2 separate regions of the Homo sapiens genome follow, and region 1 is linked to region 2. Evidence: read pairs that join two places in POLR2A ChIA-PET (ENCODE). Cell type or tissue: HepG2. All regions are shown on one strand. Links, peaks and the distances in the headings refer to the core of each region. The heading gives the core; the rest is flanking DNA.

Region 1 (2,905 bases), core at 309-2,808, 92 kb after region 2:
AGTCAAGCTCTGTAAATGCGGCACCCGACGTCTGAGGCCCGCCACGCTGCAGGTTCCCATCTCCAAAGCCCGTGGTGCTGGGCACGGCAGAGCCGTAGGCGGAGACAGGGAGCCGGGAGGAGCGTCAGATGCCTGTGGCCTCTTTACAGCTCTGTCCCCTGCCTTATCTCGCTGGCTCTGCCCTTGGTCATCAGGATGTGAGGCGGTGACGGACACTTCAGTGCTCTGACGCACTGTGGCCCCGGGGAAGCGTGGTGTCTGCAGCCTCCTGGGCCTTCCCTTCTGCCTGGCTTCCTCCTCCTCCACCCGTCCACCTGTGTGTCTGGGTCAGGCTGGCTTCTGCATCTCTGTGGACAGACCTCTCCCCGTGCTGCAGCTGTTTTCCTTGGGTTGAGCACTGAAAAGAGCCCCTTTGGGTTAGGAGGCAGGTGGACTTCCACTCACATGGAGGAGGAGCCTCCTCTGCCCGGAGGAGACGGTGCTGGGAGAAAATGTAGCTGCAGGTGGAGATTTTCTGATAACCAAGAGTGGATGTTGTCTGTTTACTGAGTGGAGGTTGGGGCCGGTGCCAGGGTTGTCCATCTCCCCTCTGTCCTGCATGGCATGGTGGCAGAGATACCACCATACTTCAGAGGCAGCAGCACCCTCGCCGGGTGCCGGATCTCCCAGGGTCCACCTGTGCTGCCCTGCCCTGGGGTATTTGGAGCTGAGTTCCAATTAAGCCAAGAAAAACAGATTGTTTTACTTAGAATTTAGAAATTCTCCTTTTTTTTTTTTTGAGATGGAGTCTCGCTCTGTCACCCAGGCTGGAGTGCAATGGTGTGATCTTGGCTCACTGCAACCCTGCCTCCTGGGTTCAAGCGATTCTCCTGCCTCAGCCTCCCGAGTAGCTGGAATTACGGGTATGTGCCACCGCACCTGGCTAATTTTTTTGGTATTTTTAGTAGAGATGGAGTTTCGCCATGTTGGCCAGGCTGGTCTCAAACTTCTGACCTTATGTGATCCGCCCGCCTCAGCCTCCCAAAGTGCTGGGATTACAGGCATGAGCCATTGCGCCCGGCCTAGAAATTCTCTTCATAAAACGTGTTTGAGATTGGCACAGGAAGTTTCAAACAGAATCAGGATTCACCATAAGAAGCAGATAAATACATTTGAGGCACCCAGGGTGAGTGATCTCAGCGGAATTCCCCTTTAAGCTTCCTAGTAGCGCGTGCAAAAAGGAAAACGTGTGGATCTAAGACTGTGCACAAACAAAAGCTGTTCTTCTGGGAGGAACCAATCCCTCAGCAATCACACTTGACTCCCTCGAAGGAAAGCTGGAAGGGGAGAGGGCGTCAGGATGCAGGTCCCGGTGTCTCTGTGCAGCTCATCCTCCTTCAGAGGCCGCTCTGCTTCTGTCCATCCCTCCAATTGCCAGTGGTGTCAGCATTTGGGGCCGTGATCAGATGGAGGAAGACTGGCAAGCAGTCACCCCCGACAGGACTCTCTGGCTCAGCCTCCCCAGGAATATGCTGCTCCCCAGGCACAGCGGAAGACCTGCTGCGTTTCATCTTCCGGCTGCCTGTTTAAAGCAAGGGAGGCCATGCCCCCAGCGGGGTCCCTTGTGCCTGGACCCAAGGCAAGAATAGCTCAGGCTTGTTCCTTTTTCCTCAAGTTCCTCTCGGGCGGGCACGGTGTGTCGCCTGGACCTGCATGTAAACATCAGGGCGGAGCAGGAATCGGCCTCCAGGAGGGTAATTGCCTGGCGTACTCTGTCCCAGGTAGTGGGTGAAATGAAAGTAAAAAGCCAGCTGGTCCCTCATGCAGATTTTAGGGGACAAAGTTCAGCATAGAAAGGTCCTGTTACAAGGAGAGGGTTGTGGCGAGCCCAGGGCAGCGCGCGTCCTCCCCGGCAGCTGATCCTCGCCATGGGGGACGGAAAGGCTGTCCGGATTTCCGTGGCGGAAATGAAAAGCTACTACCTGTATTCTGAGTGGTGCTCCTGGCTGCTGTCCGTGGCTGAGGGTGAGTCTCCTCGTCCCCTGTGAGTCCCTCGCAGGTGGTGTGCTCGGAGCAGTCGAGGCGGCCTCTGGGTGAGGCAGCATGGAGGTGCCCTCTGTGGATGCCCCGTGCTCCACAGGGCAGTCTGTGTCCCCTGTGGAATTTGCAGTAGCTCAGGGAGTGGGGATGAGAAGCAAATGAGCTTTTCACCCTAAAGTTATCATCTGATCCTAATTTATGTCACAGTTACCAAAAGCAAATAACCTCCTTTTGTCTGGCAAGCCTGAGCCTCACAAACTGTGCAAACAGCTGGGGGCTCAGCCTGCACCAGGCTGCCCCGCGTCTTGAGAGCTCTGATGTCCCGGGGCCATGGCTGCAGGTGCAGGACAGAGACAAGGCCGTGACCGAACACTTTGCTGGTCCCCTTGACCATGGGACACCCGGTGACGTGCCTGAGGATCGGCCCCGGCACACCGAAGCCCGGTTTATGCAGAGCTTCCCACGGTCAGCCGTGCAGGGAGCTGTGAGCCCCGGCCACTCTTCCTCTTCCCGTCCCGTGGTCAGTGAGCCCCCAGGGCCGTGCGTGGGGCTGAGCAGGTCTCCTGCCTCAGAAGGCATTTCCTTCATTCCACCTCGAAATCCAGAAAATGCCCTGGAACAAGGGCTCGCCCCTTCACTGGCTGAATGCCATCTGTGTGTCTGCCTGGCATGACCTGCGGTCGGGGTCTGATCCTGCCTGTGAAGACACAGTCTCTGTGAGGATGGGGCCGCGGCCGGATGCCATGTGGCGCTTTCCCGGGGCCCAGAGTGCTGAGTCCTTGTCCTCAGAGTTGCAGCTTTGCTGTTTATAAAACTGCATCCACTCTCTTCTGAACTCACCCGTTCTGCAGATGAGGAGAGTCAGGAAGTCACGGAGAGAAATGCG
Region 2 (2,827 bases), core at 328-2,827:
GCTTATGGGACACAGTGACCACACGGAGATGCCCTGGAAGGATTCCAGCCTTTGGGGTCACAGGCACGGGCACCACAGCTTCCCGGGTGCCTGCTACCTGAGCTCGCTGTAAGTGCCGCACGGCTTACGTGGAATCCACAGAGGCAGCCCGTACTCCCCCCTCCATGTGCAGCGCCCAGACACGTGTGCCGAGGCTGCAGGTGTGCTACAGTGCGGCGGCCAACCGGCTTTCCCCTGCAGCCTCAGCTCCTGCGGGATCTGCTCACTGGTAGGCAGTGACGCCCTGGCGGGAGTTGTCCCTGAGGTCTCTGCTCCTCCTGCTGTGCTCGCAGGGGAACCTGTTTGTGACGTAGTCTCCTTGTGCCCCACTGGGCTTCTGAGGCTGTGAAAGCTGGTGGAGCACAAAGGGCTTGCCCGGCCCTAACAAGCCTGGCCCCAGCAGGGCACCGCGGGCAGCCTCTGATGCGCGGCTCTGGGCCTTTGTCCTCGGCTGAATTAATTTCCTCTTGAATTGCCTCAACTTTAGAATGAGCCCTAGCCTTTTCTGAAGCACACACATCTTGGGGTTTTGTCCTCTGTATTTTCGCTGCATTGGCTGCCAATGCGGAAAGCTTTCATGGAGAAGACGTTCTGGCTTCTTGTCTGTCTGTCCCCTGAGGGCTGCGGGCCAGCTCCATGCCCGTCCACGGTGTGCAGGTGGAGGCATCTTTCAGGGTATCAGGTGGGAATCCGTGCTTCCTGGCAAAGTCTGTTCCAGTGTGGTGCCCACTGTCCATGCGCCTGTGGGTGTGAGCCTGCACCCTGCACGAATGTGTGGAGCGGGGTCGTGGCTGGCTGGGGTCACTGCCTGTCCCCTCCTTTTCCGCAGCCACGGTGCCATCTGCTTGCACGTCCTGCAGGAGATCCTCAGGGCGGGTTCCCACGGGCAGCCTCCCTTTGGACTTTTATTGCTCGATTAAATGATATTTAATTCAGCCTGTCTGACAGTCTGACAGAATGTGCTATGTTACCAGAGGGTCTTATGCCAACATGAGAAAGGGGGCGTTGGTCTCCAAAAAGACAAACAAACAAAAAACAGGTAAGAAACACCATGTGGGCCCACTCTGACCTTTTTAACTGAGGCACCTTTGAGAAGGAAAGCCTGTTCCACTCCGATTCTCAAAGCTCCTGAACGCATTGCTAGTGACAATCCTGTCTCCGTGGCTAATTATGTGAAGAAACGTTACTGGGTTGAGGGAGTTCCCTTGGGTTTAATTTCCTGTCCCTCTCAAATCATCCCTCCTCCTTCCCTGAGCCCAGCCTCCCCCTTTCCTGCCCATGCTGGCAGGTTCTGGCCCTTCCTGGACCCCTCTCCTGTCCCCTGCACAGGTCTCTGCAGGGTTTCTGCACGCTGGGGAGGGCAGGTTCCCCAGTGGAGCCACTCCCTGCGGGTCTGAGTGGGGCCCGGGGTCTCTGCACGGTCACCGATGCTGCTGCTGCTCCAGGGAGCGGGCTTGCAGGAGCAAGGATCCAGTCCCTGAACGCACGTGCTCCCCCCGGGAGAAATTCTGCAGCCAGGCTTGGTCCACGCACCGTCCTCCCGGCCCACACACCCTCCTCCCGGACCTCAGTCTGTCTCTGTGTATCACATGCCTGTTCCCAGTGTTCTGACCTCAGGTGGGCACGGCGCGGTGGACTGCACTTCCCGCTGCTTGCTTGGTTAATGTTTACCTCCCTCCTGCCAGAGCTTTGTTTTCATTTCATTCAAACAGGCTTCCTCTTTTTACCCACTAAATGGAGACATTTTAAAGCTCCAACTGCAAGTGCTAAAGTCTATAGCTGGGTCCACATCTTCCATGATTTCACCTTTTTATGCCACTTTACTTTGTTTTTAAGTTATCAATAAGTTTCCACTGAATCTTGGAGACACAAGAATTAAATGGTGGGGTCTTTTATAGTTTTTTTGTTTTGTTTTGTTTGTTTTGCAAACAACTTCTGCTGCACTGTTAGGTACCAAAGTGAGGCCGCGCTGACAGGGGCCAGCGTCCTGTACCGCGACCCACAGACCAGCGGCTCCTTACCCACTCCAGTACTGAGGAGTGAGGTGGGTTCTTGTCCCTTTTTACCCTAGGACCTAAACATGGGAAACCCTAGCCCTTCTGATACGTAACAGGGGCAGCCCTGATTTCTGCTGCTAACCTAGTTAACTGGTAATCTGTCTGCTCTTTGGCATGCTGGGAGCTCTGTGTGCACTAACCCGTGGACCCCAGGACGCTCTGGGACGGCTGCACAGATGAGAACACAGGCCAGAAGGGTTTGTTAGTGACTTCTCTGATGTCACAGGCTGGTCAGCTCAGCTGGGCCACATTCCAGCGGCCCCAGCCCTGTCCCACGTGCCCCAGCTTTCTCCTGGGAAGCTGCAGGGAAGGGTCCAGCTAGGGCGATCCCAGCTAGGGCGATCCCAGCTGGGTCCCTGTGGGGCTTCAGAGTGGACACAACTTCCCTGCCAGCTGGCTCGGATCCAGGGGGGCAGGTGGGACCCCGTTTTACATGTGAGCCCAAGGAAGTGAGGCCTGGGCCCCAGAAGACCTCCGACCCGTCCCCTTGTCCAGCCCTCTCCCCTCTGGAAGGGGCCGAGGGTGACCCCAGGTGGCAGGAACTGCACCCATTAGGCACGACCCCGCCCCGCTGCCCGCCCCGGTCACACCTCCCCCTGTCGCCCCCTCCCCCGCCTCGGGCACGGCGGGGAGGAGGGGGAAGAGGGGGATGGGTGAGGAGAGCAATGGGTGGGAGAGGGGGAGAGGGGGAGAGGGGCAGGCTGTTCCCATCGCCCCGCCTCGCCGCCCTT

The links. Peaks named below come from ENCODE experiments on the same cell type or tissue, not always from the same donor. Only the 100,000 strongest peaks of a DNase experiment are listed, where the experiment ranks them.
Region 1: POLR2A ChIA-PET joins it to region 2 with 7 read pairs; 2 of 35 experiments call an interaction of 5 or more read pairs at or near these places.

Annotation. Positions count from the first base shown.
Region 1 is chr13:112,983,476-112,986,380 of GRCh38, forward strand. The region is part of intron 1 of MCF2L (MCF.2 cell line derived transforming sequence like); the gene reads left to right. Among named protein-coding and RNA genes, the nearest start is that of MCF2L, 16 kb to the left of the region's middle. RefSeq lists an enhancer at 2,054-2,905. In HepG2, for the core only: no CTCF peak of the experiment used is centred there; a DNase peak (open chromatin) is centred at 1,796; H3K4me3 peaks cover 1,494 bases.
Region 2 is chr13:112,891,396-112,894,222 of GRCh38, forward strand. No RefSeq gene overlaps it. Among named protein-coding and RNA genes, the nearest start is that of MCF2L-AS1, 76 kb to the right of the region's middle. RefSeq lists an enhancer at 382-1,131. In HepG2, for the core only: a CTCF peak has its summit at 2,634 (motif pointing left); DNase peaks (open chromatin) are centred at 1,706 and 2,346; H3K4me3 peaks cover 1,406 bases; H3K27me3 peaks cover 625 bases.